Linked DNA regions of Homo sapiens: regions 2 and 3 are each linked to region 1. Evidence: chromatin loops called from intact Hi-C (ENCODE). Cell type or tissue: heart right ventricle. All regions are shown on one strand. Each heading gives the region's core, and the rest is flanking DNA. Links, peaks and the distances in the headings are about the cores only.

What was found. A loop is a pair of places that touch in the nucleus more often than their neighbours do. Peaks named below come from ENCODE experiments on the same cell type or tissue, not always from the same donor. Only the 100,000 strongest peaks of a DNase experiment are listed, where the experiment ranks them.
Region 2: a loop joins it to region 1, with 3 times the contacts of the local background. A loop is called at or near these places in 45 of 110 quality-filtered maps.
Region 3: it touches region 1 in a loop (2.3-fold over the local background); 12 of 110 quality-filtered maps call a loop at or near these places.

What each region holds. Positions count from the first base shown.
Region 1 is chr7:151,457,513-151,462,907 of GRCh38, reverse strand. No RefSeq gene overlaps it. Among named protein-coding and RNA genes, the nearest start is that of CRYGN, 20 kb to the right of the region's middle. RefSeq lists enhancers at 35-586, 1,687-2,354, 3,692-4,360, 5,085-5,395. In heart right ventricle, for the core only: a CTCF peak has its summit at 2,645; DNase peaks (open chromatin) are centred at 2,217, 2,807 and 3,027; H3K4me3 peaks cover 1,347 bases; H3K27ac peaks cover 2,849 bases.
Region 2 is chr7:151,751,644-151,757,038 of GRCh38, reverse strand. The region is part of intron 3 of PRKAG2 (protein kinase AMP-activated non-catalytic subunit gamma 2); the gene reads left to right. Among named protein-coding and RNA genes, the nearest start is that of PRKAG2-AS2, 52 kb to the left of the region's middle. RefSeq lists enhancers at 1-176, 1,365-2,146, 412-4,092, 3,713-4,496. In heart right ventricle, for the core only: a CTCF peak has its summit at 2,770 (motif pointing left); DNase peaks (open chromatin) are centred at 1,583, 1,914 and 2,698; H3K27ac peaks cover 3,112 bases.
Region 3 is chr7:151,624,119-151,629,513 of GRCh38, reverse strand. All of the region lies in intron 5 of PRKAG2 (protein kinase AMP-activated non-catalytic subunit gamma 2), which reads left to right. Among named protein-coding and RNA genes, the nearest start is that of RHEB, 110 kb to the right of the region's middle. In heart right ventricle, for the core only: a CTCF peak has its summit at 2,913 (motif pointing left); DNase peaks (open chromatin) are centred at 2,893 and 4,793; H3K27ac peaks cover 967 bases.

The DNA.
Region 1 (5,395 bases), core at 226-5,225:
GCCCATTATTACTCCTCATTAGGATTCAAGTTACTGTCTAGTGTCCTTTTCTTTCAGCCTGAAGGGCTCCTTTGGTATATCTTCTAGAGCAGGTCTGCCAGCAATGGGTTATCATGGGTTTTGTTTATCTGGGAATGTCTTCTTTATTTTTCAAGGATAGTCTTGTTGGGTATAAAAGTTGGGGGGAGAGTTTTGCTGTCAGCACTTCTACTTACCCAACTTATTCAGGTATTTCATGAGCAGCACTCAGCCTGGAGCCTGCAGGCTCTTGTGTAACCCCAGAAACATAATGGCTTCCCAGGCCCCCTGTGGGCATCTCATTTTCCAGTTTCTGTTAGCTTGTTGTTTGCCCCAGTGTCAACTAAATTGCTGCTGATTGTTTTGATAAACGTCCCCAGGGAGAAAGTGCTGGGTGAGCCTAGCTCAGAGTCAGGTCACAGGCTAGCTTGCAGGTGGAACCACCAGACCAGGCAAATGAGGTCACTGAGCTCCAACCCCAACTTGACCCTTCCTGTGGCTGCTAAGCTGCTGAGTTTTATGGGGATTGCTGCTGTTGCTTTCAAGGCTACCAGGGAGCTCAGGGGCAGAGGTTTGGAGGGCTGTGAATAGGGCCAGTAAAAATGCCACAATGCTCACTGCTCTGAGGTTCAGCCAATTTCCTTCAACACTCCCTGGATTGTTATGAGCCTTTGGTTAATTTCCGGAGCTCTGGAAACGTTTATTTTTTTGGACAGTTTTTGCCAGTGTTCTCATTAGGTTCCTGGGGTCCTTACTGCACAGTTCCTGATGGTGTGGCTGCTGAATGAATGAGCAGAGGCGCCTTTGTAGGGCACCACCTTCTGGACAGGTTCTTTTGAATTTAGCCTGCACCTGTTGCTGTGTGATTAAAATTCCCCACCATGTATACAGTGCATTGTGCTGCCATTTGACCTGTCGTTATTGAGTCCACCTGACACCAGCTCCCAACAAAGAAGGGCTGCTCCTGCTCAGTGCCCTCTGCCATTGTTAATACAAACAGACTGAGATTGCAGCTGTACCCAGAGGTCTGAAAGTCACTCAGATGCCCCAGAATGTGCTGCTGCCTCATAGCAATGCTTGTAGAGGTCTGGGCTCTCAGGGGAATATCTGTAGTGCCTGCAGGCTGCTGCCCCAGTCTAAGAGGTGTGCACACTGCTGCCTTGCCCCTGTGCCAGAGCCTCCTCAGCAGAGCCTGAGGTTCCAGGAGGTGTGTGTGCTCGCAGAAGCCTCTGGATGCTGTGGTTACTCCGGTTGCCCACACTGCCTAGCAATCCTTGAACCAGGATGCCTTCAAAGCATTCCTTGGGAGATTCCAGAACCATTCCACCTCGTTACCCTCCCCCAAGAAGGGGATGTTTTATATAAAGAAAAAAAACAATTTTTGTGTTGCCCATCCTCCCTACCTCAATGACTTCCTAGAGGGCAACAGAATGGCCAGGTGAGAGCTGCTGTGGGGTTAGAACTGGAAAGAATCAGATCTAATTTAACATCCTTGTTTTCAGATCATGGAACCCGAGGTCCAGAGAGGTCAAGGGGCAGCTACTTGATCCCCCACTTAGTCTGTGTTTCCACCACACCACATTGGGACATAGCCCATGAGCCTGTCCACAGGGAACCCCAGTCAGAGCTTCATCCCCAGTCAGGGACAAAGACTTGGAACATTCCGGTCCTGGCCCCCTCTACAGCTAATAAAAACCTTTGGGCAACTCCTTTATATTTTGTGATCTTCTTTTATTTTAAAACTTCCCTTCACCAGGGATCGTTGTCACAGCCAAAAGTATGAAAACCCTGGATGTTTCCAAAGTGCTATAGAAGCACCAAGCCACAGTCCTGAGGACGGGTGTGCTAACCTCAGACTGCCAGCTGGAGCTCTCACCTGGTGTCAGGGTCCCCGTGAGTTTCTGCAGCTTCACGAGTGCCCATGATTGTGTATCTCCAGCAGCAGTCGGTGCTGTGGGTGGCTCCGGAATCCTGCAGTGCTGCCATCTTATTCCTGGGCTACACATCCAAAGCAATACGGAACACCACGACTTACCCCAGCAAACGAGTTTACCAAATCCGAGAAAAAATATTTCATTCCAGTCTGGCCCAAGGCATCAAGAACAGTATGATCTACTAAGAACTACCAACACAGTGATCCGAGGATTGCAGGCCCGCCCTCGTTCTCATGTCCAGCATGCTGAAGGTTGCCTGTGCGGTGTCACTATTGGTCCCCAGAGCTCAGTCCCACACCTGCCCAGCCAGACCCTGTGGCAGCGCAGCAGATTGTGTCCTGGCCAGGGAGGCTGCTGACCTGCCCAGTCAGCTTCTGAGCGGTGGGACCTCAGCTCCTCATCTGCAAAGGAGAGAGTCGCCTGGGAGATGACTCTGAAGGTCCCCCCGGGTCCCACATCTGCCACAATCTAGGAAACAGTCTTGGATTCGTAGTTTCACAAGAAATAGCACAGGATTCGGGAAATATTGTGGCCTCAGCAGCCAAGACCTTTCACCCAGTTCCTCCTACTGCCCAAGAAAGCCCCGGGCAGAGCTGTGCCTCCTGATTTATTCCCTACAAGAACACAACAGCCAGCTGGCAGGCTCCTGCGAGGAGAGAGCCTCTGCCTGCACCGCGTGGCTGCCGCCTGGCGTTCTGTATATCCCTCCACTCCCCTCCTGCTCCCATCATCATCAGATCAGCAAGGAATTCAAGTACATCAGCACAGGACTCTGTGGCTGCCTTACGGGGCGCGGTTGACGAGGGTGATATGTGCTGAACTTTACCCTAAAAGGCTCAAGCAGGAGGACAGCAGGGAGTTACAACTGGAGCAGCGGAAGGTCACATTCCTTAGCTCTGACGTCGGGATTTTTATTATCCCATAACAGAAATCGTTCCAAGGCGCAACCTTTTCTGTGTCTGGGGCATTGTTGTAAAGTTGTAGAATGACAGTAACAGCTCTAAGCCAGCGCAGCCGCCTGGCTCGGCAGTTACCACATATTGGCTTGTATCAGAGTGACCTGGATGGCTCGCTGACACAGGCTGGCTTCCCCCGCACAGTCCCTGATTGCAGAGGCCCCGTCAGGTGCAGGACATCTGCATGTCTTCCAAGTTCCAGGGACGCTGCTGCTGCTGCTGCTGCGAGCTCAGGGGCTGCATTTTGAGAAGCACTGGCTTGGACAATAATGGCACAGGGCTCTTATTGTCCAGATTAGGAGGGAGCACGGGCCGGAGTGACAGGACTGTGGGACCGCAGAGGTGGCCAGGCCACTCACCACCCCCTGGGGACTTGGACTGAGGGGGGCTGTGGGTTGAGTTGCCTCCCGGCAAAAGGCATGTTGAAGTCTTCATTCCCAGTACCTGTGAATGTGACTCTATTTGGAAATAGGGTCATTACCAACGAACAAAGTTAAAGTGAGCACATACTGGATTAGAGCAGACCCTAAACCAATGGCTGGTGTCCTTAGAACAGTGGTCCCCAACCTTTTTGGCACCAGGGACCAGTTTCATGGAAGACAATTTTTCCACGGACTGGAGTTGAGGGGATGGTTTCAGGATGAAACTGTTCCATCTTAGATCATGAGGCATTAGTTAGAGTCTCATCAGGAGCATGCAACCTAGGTCCCTCGCACGCACAGTTCATAATAGGGTTCGTACTCCCATGAGAATCTGAAGCCACCGCTGCTCTGACAGGAGGCAGAGCTCAGCTGGTAATGCTTGCTCGCCCCCTGCTCACCTCCTGCTGTATGGCCCAGTTCCTAACAAGCCACAGACCAGACCAGTCCATGGCCTGGGGGTTGGGATCCCTGCCTTATAAGAAAAATAAATTTGGGGCCGGGCACGGTGGCTCACGCCTGTAATCCCAGCACTTTGGGAGGCCGAGGCGGGCGGATCATGAGGTCAGGAGATCGAGACCATCCTTGCTAACACGGTGAAACCCCGTCTCTACTAAAAATACAAAAAAATTAGCCGGGCGTGGTGGCGGGTGCCTGTAGTCCCAGCTACTCGGGAGGCTGAGGCAGGAGAATGGTGTGAACCCGGGAGGTGGAGCTTGCAGTGAGCCGAGATGGCACCACTGCACTCCAGCCCAGGCAACAGAGTGAGACTCTGTCTCAAAAAAAAAAAAGGAAAAAAAAATGTAGACACAGAGAGGCAGAGACTGGTATACCAAGGACTGCCAGCACTTCCAGGAGCCAGGAGAGGCCTGGAGCAGATTCCCCTCTGAGCCTCCAAGAAGAAACCAACCCCCCAACACCTTGGTTTCAGACTTCCGGCCCCCAGAACAAGAGAATACGTTGCTATTGTTGTAAGCCACCCAGTCTGGGTTACTTTGTTATGGCAGCCCCAGGAGGCAAACAAAAACAGAGGGCTCCTTCAATGTGTGGCTTGCAGTTGTTTCTTGTTTTTGTGTGTGTGTGAGAGAGACAGAGTTTCGCTCTTGTCGCCTGGGCTGGAGTGCAATGGCGTAATCTCAGCTCACTGCAACCTCTGCCTCCTGGGTTCAAGCGATTCTCCTGCCTCAGCCTCCTGAGTAGCTGGGATTACAGGTGCCCACCACCACGCCCAGCTAATTTTTTTGTATTTTTAGTAGAGACGGGGTTTCACCATGTTGGCCAGGCTGGTCTTGAACTCCTGACCTCAGGTGATCCCCCGACTTTGGCTTCCCAAGGTGCTGGGATTACAGGCGTGAGCCACCACGCCCAGCTGTGGCTTGCAATTTTAAGACCAAGAGAGCCCCTGGCAAACTGGGGCAAGAAAGGATAAGGAGCCCAAATGACAGCTAGCCAGAACTTTCATGTCTACAAAGGAGAAAAGTGATGCTCAAAGTTGTGATCTGCCAAGAGTCGCCAGTGATATAGTTTGGATGTGTGTTCCCTCCGAATCACATGCTGAAATGTGATCCCCAAGGTTAGAGGTGGGGCCTGGTAGGAAGTGTTTGGGTCATGGAGGTGGATTCCTTGTGAATGGTTTGATGCTGTTCTCATGTTAATGAGTGAGTTCTCGCTCTGAGTTCATGCAAGACCTGGTTATTAAAAAGAGTCGGGGTTCCCCTCCCAATTCCACCTCTCTTGCTCCCTCTCGCCACATATGCTGGCTCCCCTTCACCTTCTGCCATGATTGGAAGCTTCCTGAAGCCCTCACCAGAAGCAAATGCCAACACTATGCTTCGTGTACAGCCTTCCGAACTGTGAGCCAAATAAACCTCTTTTCTTTGTAAATTACCCAGGCTCAGGTATTCCTTTACAGCAACGCAAATTGACTAATACACAAAATTGGTACTGAGGAGTAGGGTGTTGCTATAAAGATAGATACCTGAAGGTGTGGAAGTGGCTTTGGAGCTAAGTAATGGGAAGAGGTAGAAGAGTTTGAAGATGCTCAGAAGAAGACAGGAAGACAAGGGGA
Region 2 (5,395 bases), core at 118-5,117, 290 kb before region 1:
AGACCAAAAACCGGGGGGTCAGACTCGAGTAATTTTAGGACTCCAGCATTTAGGCCTGAAGCTCACCGCTGGTTACTCCCCCGAATCGCAGCGCTGACCCCGTCTGAATCGTCTCCTGCAGATGGCCCTAGCTCAGCTGTCAGCCCGGGTCCTACCTGGAAGAGGGTTACTCTCCGTACTAAAAGCAGATGGAGTTTAATACACGGACGTCACAGTTCTGATTATGTGGCTGCGTGGTTATAAAGGTGAGGAAAGAGCTGAGACGCCAGACTAGAGTTTGGGAAGCGACCCACCGATGAGTAAGGAAAATCCTTTCCCACCCCAGGTGGGAGAAGGGAAGAGGGCGGCGCTGGGAGCCCTGGCGGGGCTGGAACCAGGAGCTGCAGTTGGTCTGTCTGGCAGGAACGGGAGCCAAAGGGGCTGTAGCTATGGTCAGATGTTGCCCAAGGTGTCTCCCTGTCTCCTGCCCAGCGGGAGCCTGGACACATGGCAGCAGGGGTCAGAGGTCAGCCCCTGCATCCAGGCAGAGTAGGGGTGAGGATTGAGCATGAGAGCAGCGCAGGTACCCGCTCGCCTGGAGGCACCACTGAGTCGTTGCGTGTGCCTGAGCCATGTGCTGAGCGGGGTGCCCGAGATGCACCCACAAATCCATCTAGGGTCCCTCCCAGCATTGCAAGGACAGGAAACCTTTGGTGCCTCAGAGGCAGAGAGGTTCCTGGGGAAGCTCTGGTGGCTCCTACGTTAAAAGGAACCCACACTTCCTTCGTTGCAGTCACGTGTGTGGTGTGTGTTCCTGGGGCATTGCTCACATGACCTGTACGTGAGTCATTTTACTCCTCACTTTCAGGGAGGCCACAGGGGCCTGTGGGACTGTACCGATGGTGCAGAGGCGAGACCTGCTTTGGGGGCAGAGGGACCTGTGGCTGCCGGCATCACTGGTGGTCCAGGGGGAGAGGCCTGAGAAGAGGAGGAGACCAATGGGGGATGGGAGAGGAGGCGGGAGAGGGCAGTGGAAGTATTTGTGTTTGCGCACAGGTAGAGACACTGAGGACTTTTCTCCACTTCCACCTGGGAGGGCCCCGCAGCCTCCTGGAGGAACCTCATGGTGTGCACAGGTGATTTATATCATTAATACCAAAGAACACGAGCAACTGCTAAAGTGAGTTGCTTTAGGCACCGGGGTGAAACTGGGAAGGCTCGTGAGGGGCCGTGGCCCCCGTGAGAGTCCCCTTGCTGCCTTGGAAATGACTCTGCCCAGCAAGGAGAGGAGTCTCTTCAAACAGCAGTTGACAAATGTTTCCTGTAAAAAGCCAGATGGTAAATGTCTTAGACTTCGAAGGCCACGTGGTCTCTTTTGCAACTACGAAGCCATAGACAAAGTATAAACTAATGGTGCAGCTGTGTTCCAATAAGTATTTATAAAAGCAGGTGGCCAGCAGGATTGGGCCATTGGGTAGTAATTTGCCAACTCCTGTTTTTAAAACATAAATCCCATCATGTCATCCCCTGTTCAACCCCTTGACGCCGCCCCAGCACATTTAAATGAAAACTCCAAGCCCCACCACACATGGCCTCTGAGGTCCTCTGAGGTCACCCTGGGCTGGCTCTGACTGTGTCTTGTGCACACCCACCCCCTGTCTTCCTCTGCTCAGGCTCATGTCCCCTAGGCCCTCTGCCTGAAACACCCTGAGATGCTGAGCATGTCCCCTAGGCCCTCTGCTAGAAAACACCCTGGAGCCAGAACACCCTTGAGGCTGTGCTGTGCCGTGCCTCCCAGATTCCCGATTCCTTCAAGAATGAGGAACTCACTCCCAGCTGTGGGTGTGACAGACAGATGGCCCTCAGCTAAGGAGCACCACCTCGCCAGCCTTCAGCCCCTCCCAGAGCCGGCCTACGCCCAATAACCGGCCGATGTACATAAAGGACCAGCCCCCGACCCCCGCTCAGGACAGCTCTGAAGGGGCATCCGGGCTTCAGAACTCTCTGTCGGGGCTTCACGGGGTCTCCATCGCCCCTTTGTCAGGCCCAAGAGCACTCCCTGATGTACATCCAACATGCTCATTTCCATCCCAGAGCCTGCCTCTCAGAGAGCCTGCAGCGACCCTTCCTGCAGATAGACACAGGTGGGGTCCCTTCCTTCAGGTCGCTGCTCCAACTTTCCAATACCACAGTGGCCTTCGGAAGGAAGGGAGGCAGGGGAACTGAGGGGACCGCGAAGGTAGGGCCTGGAGAAGTGCTGGGGAGTGAGGTGCAGCTCGAAGTGCTGGAGAGTGAGGTACTCGAAGTTAGGGCCTGGAGAGGTGGTGGGGAGTCAGGTGCGGCGGAGGGGGTTGGGTGGGCGGGAGAACAGGGACTATATGAAGCCAAAGCCCAGCCTCCCTCAGGGCTGTGCCCTGTGAGTTGTACAAAGGGCCCTGGGTCTGTCCCCAGATGTTGCCATGATCCAGAATTACTGTGAGCTTTACCCTGTACCCGACAAAAAAGATTGACTCTGGCTTGCCCAAGTCTGCCCCTAAGCCCCAGTGCTGGCCCAGCCAACGCGGGCACCCTGGGCCCCCCGCTCACTGGCCACAGCTGGAGCCTTCCGGACCAGGGCAGCTGATGAGGTCTGAATACTGGGGCTGAGCAGACTCCAGAAAAACGTGACTCATCTTGCCTGCCCACAAAGAAAGGAAAAGTATGTGCGGCATCCAAGTTTCCTGAAAAGTTCAGCCAACACATTGCAGAGTTATGTGGCCTGGCATCCCGTGTGGTCCCTGGGGACAGCGCCCTCTGGCGCCAGCCTGGAAGACGTCCCCAGCCAGGGCTGGCCTGCACATCCTGTGTCCAGGCTGTTATTATTTGGGAGAAGCCAACGAAAAATTCCCGGAAGAATCTCCTTGCCCTCAGCGAGTTAGAGTCCTCTAGTTCTCTCAGGGCCTGCTTTGGTGATGCTCCCACCTTCGGAGACAGTAAAAGGCAGCACTAACACATGCTCTTACTTAACACACAGGCCCACTGTAGCTCTTTTTCTTTTTTTCGAGATGCGGTCTTGCTCTGCCTCTCAGGCTGGAGTGCAGTGGTGCGATCACAGTTCACTGCAACTCAAGCGATTCTCCTACCCCAACCTCCTGAGTAGCTGCGACTACAGGTGTGCACCATCATGCCCGGCTAATTTTTAAATATTTTGTAGAGATGGGGTTTTGCCATGTTGCCCAGGCTGGTCTCAAACACCTGGGCTTAAGCGATCCTCCTGCCTTGACCTCCCAAAGTGCTGGGATCATAGGCACAAGCCACTGCTCAGCCTGTATTTCTTAATTCCTTTTTTAAAATAACACTTTAGGGCTGGGCGAGGTGGCTCACGCTTGTAATTCCAGCACTTTGGGAGGCCAAGGTAGTGGATCACTTGAGCCCAGGAGTTCGAGACCAGCCTGAGCAACATGGTGAGACTCTGTCTCTAAAAAAACAATTATTAAATAATAAATAACATTTTATTTTGACAATTTCAAACATAAAGTCACAAAAATAATACAAAGAGTTCTCATATCCTTTTCACCCAGATTGCCCGATGTTAGCATTTCACCAGATCTGCCCATATCTCATTTCTCACGATCTCTCACTGTGTGTTTATATGAATTCTGAACCCCTGAGAGGAATTTGCAGACATCATATCCCTTTACCCCTAAATATTTCAGTGGATGTTTCATAAAAACAGGGTCATTCTCCTAACCACAGTATAATTGTCAAAATCAGGAAATCAGCACAAATATCATGCTATCAGCTAAGCTGCAGGCTTCATTCACATTTTGTGCCTTGTCTCAGGGGCGTCATTTCTTGGAAGAGGAGACCTCCAGCCACGCGTTTTGTTTCGTTGTCCTTTCTCTTCAGTCTCTTCATCTGGAACAGCTCCTCAGTCCTGTCTCATCTGTCACGACCTGAGCACTTTTCAGGAGGACAACGGCCAGTTCTTGTGTCACCTGCCCTTCGACATTTCCTCACCATCAGAGCCAGCCTCCGCCCTCAGGTGGGCACCCACCCATCCGTGGGCTGCCCTGGGCTTCTGCATCCCAGCAGGGTCACCCGATGCGGCCGCGACACCTTTCCGGTGAAGTGGACGCCGGTCACTTGGTGAAGGGGGCGTCTGCCACCATAAAGTTCTCTACTTTAATAAAGGGCTTACTTTCCCCCTTGTCACCAGTCAGGGCTTCAGGGGGACCTACTTTGGGATTGTGTAAATGTCTTCTTTCTCATCAAACTTTCACTTGCTAGTTTTAGGATTGATATGTATTTCTTGCCTGAATTGTTACTATAGTAATTACCAAAAGGCGATTTTCTAAATTTATCATGAATTCTACATTGACTGGTTGGAATGCTACTTTAAAGAACAGGTTTTTCTTCTCTCCCTGTGTGTGTATGTATCTATGGACTCATGGATTTGTATCCTATTCAGTGCCATGTTATTTCTCATTATCAAATATTTTAAAAAATTTTTATTTTAGGTTTGGGGGTCCATGTGAATGTTTGTTACATAGATAAAGATGTGTCATGGGGGTCTGTTGTACATATTATTTCATCACCCACGTATTTCATCATGTATTAGGCTCAGTACCCAATAGTTATCTTTTCCGTTCCTCTCCCTCCTCCCACCCTCTGCCTCTTAAGTAGCCCCCAGTGTTTGTCGTTTCTTTCTTTGTGTTCGTAAGTTCTTATTATTTAGCCCCCACTCATAAGTGAGAACATGCAGCACTTGGTTTTCTGTTCCTGTGTTAGTTTGCTAAGGATGATCGCCTCCAGCTCCATCCATGTTCCCTCAAAAGACGTGATCTCTTTCTTTTTTATGGCTGTGTAATATTCCGCAGCACATATGTACTACATTTTCTTTATCTGGTCTGTCATTGATGGGCATTTAGGTTGATTCCATGTCTTCATTATCAAGTTTTTGATGCTCAAATTGTCCTAGACGTGGCCAGCAGGAGCCTCTCCAGGCGGATCACTGTGTCCTTTGACTTTCCCCATCATATCCCCACCCTGTCCCCATCATGCTGTGGGCACTTCCTGGCTTTCTGGCTGATCTTGTACATTCCTCACCCCAGCCCTGGAATTAGCCATTGCTCTAAAGAGCCCTTGTCACTTTTAGTGGCAAATAGTGTTTACGTGTGCATGTCACTCCTGGGGTGTCATTGCTTCTAGGCCTTCTCAGCAGATGTATTAGAGACAACCTAAACACCCACATAGAAGAGAGTAGTTGGCCAGGTGAGGTGGCTTACACATGTAATCCCAGCACTTTGGGAGTCTGAGGCAGGAGGATTGCTTGAGCTCAGGAGTTCAAGACCGTAGCGAGACCCTGTCTCTACCAAACAAACAAACAAACAAACAAACAAACAAAAATAGCTGGGCATGGAGACATGTGCCTGTC
Region 3 (5,395 bases), core at 169-5,168, 170 kb before region 1:
AGAGGGACATGGTACGGGTGGGTTTGATGGCCTCACTCCTCTATGGGAAGGTCTTGACCACGTTCCTCTGTCCGTATATCCGACAGGTGCAGACTTCTCTTACTCCGCAGGCTCAGTGCCCCTCCCTCTCTGTGCATAAGAATAGCCACAGATCTTTTTGAAAGGCAGATTCCAGTTCTCTAGGTCTGGGGTGGGACTTGCCTAGCACAGGGGCCGCTCCTGCTGCCGGTTCACAGACCCCTCTTGGAATAACAGGACATGGGCCGGCCAACTTTTTCTGTAAAGGGTCAGATAGTAAATATTTTAGCCTTTGCGGGTGTTATGGTCTCAGTTTCTGTCACAACCACTCAATTTGCCCTTGTAGCAAGAAAGCAGAAAGCAGCTAACACAATCCAAGGGGCGGGGCTCGGCTCCAGTAAAACTTCTTTACCAAAACCCAGATTTGGCCCTCAGGCATAGTGTGCCAGCCCCCTGCTCTGTGTCTCCCTCACTGTGCCTGTGCCTTAGGGGGTGGCACGTGATGAGGGCTGCATGCTTTCCATGCCACACCGATCTTAGTAAGACTTCAAGGCTCAGCTCAAGTCTCATCTGGTCTCCGAGGCCTTCTCTGAATACCCTCTGTACTTCTCTGGCATTCACCTTTCTCTCCCCCGTGCCTGCTACCACAGCTGGCACATAGCAAGTTCTCAGCAGTGCTTTGGATCTCAATGATTTCATTAAGTGTTTGTAGTTACTTTGTGGGCATATTGGGGGAGGAAATGATTTTGTGTATGAGAAGCCTTGCCCATAGCAATTTTTCCCTCCCTCCCTCCCTCAGGGTCTCACTCTTACCTGGGGTGAAGTACAGTGATGCGATCTCAGCTCACTGCAGCCTCAACCTCCTGGGCTCAAGTGGTGCTTCCGCCTCCCAAGTAGCTGGGACTACAGGCGCATGCCACCATGCCTGGCTAATTTTTGTACTTTAGTAGAGATGGGGTTTCACTATGATGGCCAAGCTGGTCTCAAACTCCTGGGCTCAAGTGATCTGCCGGCTGCAGTCTCCCTAACTACTGGGACCTACAGGCATGAACCACGGTGCCCAGCCAGCAATCCCTTTCTGTGTTTGCTTTTTACATTTGTAATTGTTACACCGACCACGTCTTTGCTGTGTTTGTGTTTATCTATATTAACTGCCTTGAACTAACTTACTGGCCAGGACCAAGCACAAAGTACTTTGTAAGCACCTAAACACAACTCATGAATGCTTTTTGAAGTAGGTAATTATTCAGCAGTTTTATCCGTGATTAATAAACCTGCTCTACTCTGGTACCACTTCATGAAGTCTGCAGCCTCTTTAGAGCGGTCCGCATTCTCTCCCAGCTGCCGGAGGAGCTGGGCTCTTTCAAGTTTTTGATAACTTGCTGTGGTGATTTTACCCGCTTCTTAGCAGAGAGTGTCTTGCCAGACTGACTGTCTCTCCTCTTCCTCCTCATTTGCCGCTTATTTCATCCCAGTTCAGCCATTCTGTCCTATTCTTCTTCACTTGCAAAGATTTTCCAAAGTAGAATCCAGGCCGGGCGTGGCGGCTCACCATTGTAATCCCAGCACTTTGGGAGGCAGAGGCAGGAAGATTGCTTAAGGCCAGGAGTTCAAGACCAGCCTGGGAAACATGGTGAGACCCCGTCTTTATAAAAAATTTTAAAAATTAGCTAGGCATGGTGGTGCACGCCTGTGGTTCCGGCTACTTGGGAGGCTGAGGTGGGAGGATCACCCGAGCGCATGTGGTTGCACCACTGTACTTCAGCCTGGAGTAATTTCATGTCTCCAAAAAACAAAAACAAAATGACAACAACGAAATAGAATCTTCTTTCCAGAACGTGCCTCAATCTTGCTTTATTTTTCTCTCTTTTTATTTTTGTCTCGCTCTGTTGCCCAGGCTGGAGTGCAGTGGTACAATCTCGGTTCACGGCAACCTCTGCCTCCCAGGCTCAAGTAATTCTCATGCCTCAGCCTCCTGAGTAGCTAGGATTACAGGCATGCACCAGCATGCCTGGCTAATTTTTGTATTTTTAGTAGAGATGGGGTTTCACCATGGTGCCCAGGCTGGTCTCGAACTCCTGGCCTCAAGCGATCTGCCTGCCTCGGCCTCCCAAAGTGCTGGGATTATAGGTGTGAGCCACTGCACCCAGCCAATCTTGCTTGTTTCTAGCAAAACTGGTCAGCCTCACCTACAGTGATCAAAATAGGTAAAAGTAGGGGCCACTTTTCGTAGGAGGGAAAGAAAGCATTGTCTTTCAGTGAGGCATCTCGGGATTCAGGCCCAGATCTGTGATGAAGGGCCTGTATTTCCTTGGACAACCCGTGAGGCCTCTCCGGGCTTTGTTTTGTTGTTATTGCTGTCGTTAAGAGTTTTCTCTATAAAACCAGGGGGCCGGCACTTGGTGATCTTTTGCTTTTTCTCTCTCGCTTAAAAATCAGACCCCAAAGCAACCAATAATCACTCTTTACAAATAAACAAAACAAAAATGTGTGTTCACTCAAAACTCATTCATTCTCAACTGGAGTGAGTAACACCCTGAGTAAGTGAAGATCGGTTCTTGTTGGGAGACAAAAAAATTGCAGCTGTTACAGTGGATTTTGGCCACCCAAAGGGCCACGGCACATGAACAAATACACAGTATATCTGTGCTATTAAAATGTCGTGGGGGTAGGACAGTTGGGGGAGAATGTATAAAAAAGACTCAGGGAGGGGAGTATAATGAAAACAAGGCTTAGAAGCTGCTGGAACTTGCTTAAGGGAGAATTGCCTCCCTGTGTATTTGTGGTCATCTATTGAATTATTCCCTTGTCCCTTGACTCTCACAGCCAAGCGTCAACTTGCAGGTTTCTTGACTCTACTGCGGGGCACTGACCTCTGCTGGTGGAGATATCAAAGTGGCAGGTGTGTGGGCACAGTCTGGTACTTGTCGATCATTACTTAGGGCACGAGAAGGCTCGGGTGATTATCTGCTTTCCAAACTCTACCCTTCCCTGCTGAGTTCACACACTCCTCGTAGATAAGAGACTTATTGTTTCTGGATTATGAGTAGTTACAATTGTATGAAATCCCTGTAATTAAAGTTGTTCCTCTGGAGCTGGCGCCATATGTAACATATTGCCCTATTCTGTAGGGTCTAGGTACACATTTCAGTATCTCTGAAGTCAGGACGTGACTTCACATTTGGTGGTGTCTCCGACTTGGTGAGGTAGGGTTGTTGTCTTGGAGTAGATAGAGGTTTTGTCACCGGAAGATCCCTGACTAGTTTAAGCAGAGGACAATGCTGGGAGGATTCGGGGGTATTGGTAAGTGGGACTCGTCACCAGTCTTCGCAAGTAACTGGAACCAGCTGGAAAGTCATCAGGGCCCAGGGCATTGAGCACCTCTGGCCATTGCTCTAGGGCCATGTGACCTCCCATCTCAGAACTTTCTCTGCTTCCTGGTGGATGTGTTGAAGAATGGCCTCTTGGCCCTACAGCTGTTCAGCTCCAACCCCACAGCCAGCTGTGCTGAGTCCTTACCCATGCTTCGGACCCCTGTGATATAACTCACATCCCATACGATTCCCCTCCCTCCTGGAGCACTGGATATGGGCTTCTCGCTGCCCTGTCTGAGGCCTACATCTCATCCTGTGCCTTCAGCCTGGAGGTCGTGCCCTCCTCCACGGCTCAGATTCCCCTGACACTGATCTCTCTGTGCCCATCTCCTTCCTTCCCCTTCCTTCTTCGGTTTGTTTTCTTTCTTTTTAACCAGCCTGATTCCATAAATGCCCGCATCCTCCCAGCTGTTTTAACAGGAAAGCTGCTTGACTCCAGGTCCAAGAGAACAGCTCCTTGCTGCTGCTTCCGGCTTGTTCACCTCTCTCCCTCACTCCCGGCCAGTGTCATCTTCCTATGGACCGTTCCAGCAGCCAAGCTCTCCCAGCACCTGCTCTGCCCCCTCCAATTAATTTGCCATGCTGCTGTTGGAGATATTTCCTTCAAACATATTTCTAATCCCATCGCTTTCATTTCTAAAGCCTCCGGTACTTTTCCTTTGCCTGTAGGAGTCCGCACTTCCCGGCACGCCCTCCTTGCCCCCTTCTCCTCCCTCCCCAGCCTCACCTGGTGCCTCTTTCCTCCCTGCATTTCCCTCCAGCTACTCTGGCCTTCATCAGCTTCCTCAAACTGCCTTGCTCCTCCAGGCCTGCCAGACTTTACACAGACAGCTCCTGCTCCTTGAATCATTCCTTCCTCTCCTTTGGCCACCTGCTCGTTTTCTCCAAGTCTCAGGTTAGATGTCGCTTCCTCAGGGAAGCCTTCCCAGAAGCCCCGATGAAGACTTCCCATGCTATCTCATGATCCCTCACAATTGATAGGTGCTGTTAGGGGGACGCACTTCTTTGTGTTTCCCAGTAGCCCCTCCCATTTATTTGCCATTACATTGTAAGCTCTGTGAGGATGGAGACTGAAATCTTAATATTTGCCAGGTCTTGAGGCCACTGGGATGAGTGAAACTTGGTTTTCAGTAAACATTTGTCACACAAATGAACGTATGTATTTTGGAGCTTATGCTTTTACTGTGGCACCTAGGCTTGCCATACTTCAGGTGGTCAATGTTATTTCTTACAAAGACATAAGGCATTTCTATTTGAGGCATTGGAGAAATGAGAGGAATTGCATTTGCCATGTTGATGGTGCGCTAATCAAAGAGCAGTGAGGGCGGAGCAACGGAGGAAGTGAAATGACTGAGTGAACCCTGGAGGTGTGAAAGGCTTCTCCACCCGACGGTGGGTGACATCAGGGCTTGTGACGTTTGCAGTTGAATAACTGAAGGCAGTAGCAAGTGGGTAGAGTGGGATGGCTCGCCTGCGGAATCTGGCATCCGAGGAAATCGCCTTGACACCTTCCTTTCATGGCCGTGATTACACTTGTGCTAAGGTTAGGGGGAACAGAGCCAGGTTCATCTCTGATATGAAAAGGGAAGAGCGATTTTGGGGGAAGGGAACTAGTCTGGGAACCTTTTGGCTAAATTTTAGTCACTTTTTAATCTGTTTAATATGCTGCCACGGCCGGGTGCTGTGGCTCACCCCGTAATCCCAGCACTTTGGGAGGCCAAGGTGGATGGATCATTTGAGTCCAGGAGTTCGAGATCGGCCTGGGCAACATGGCGAAACCCTCTCTCTATAAAAATAAATAAATAATACAGAAAATTAGCCAGACATGGGAGGTGAGTCCCATGCCTCCTGAGTCCAGGAGGTTGAGGCTGTGCTGAACCATGAGGGCATCACTGCATTCTAGCTGGGGCAACAGAGCAAGACCTTATCTGAAAAAAAAAATATATATATATGTACACACACACACACACACACACACACACACGCTGCCTTCTGTCCCACTT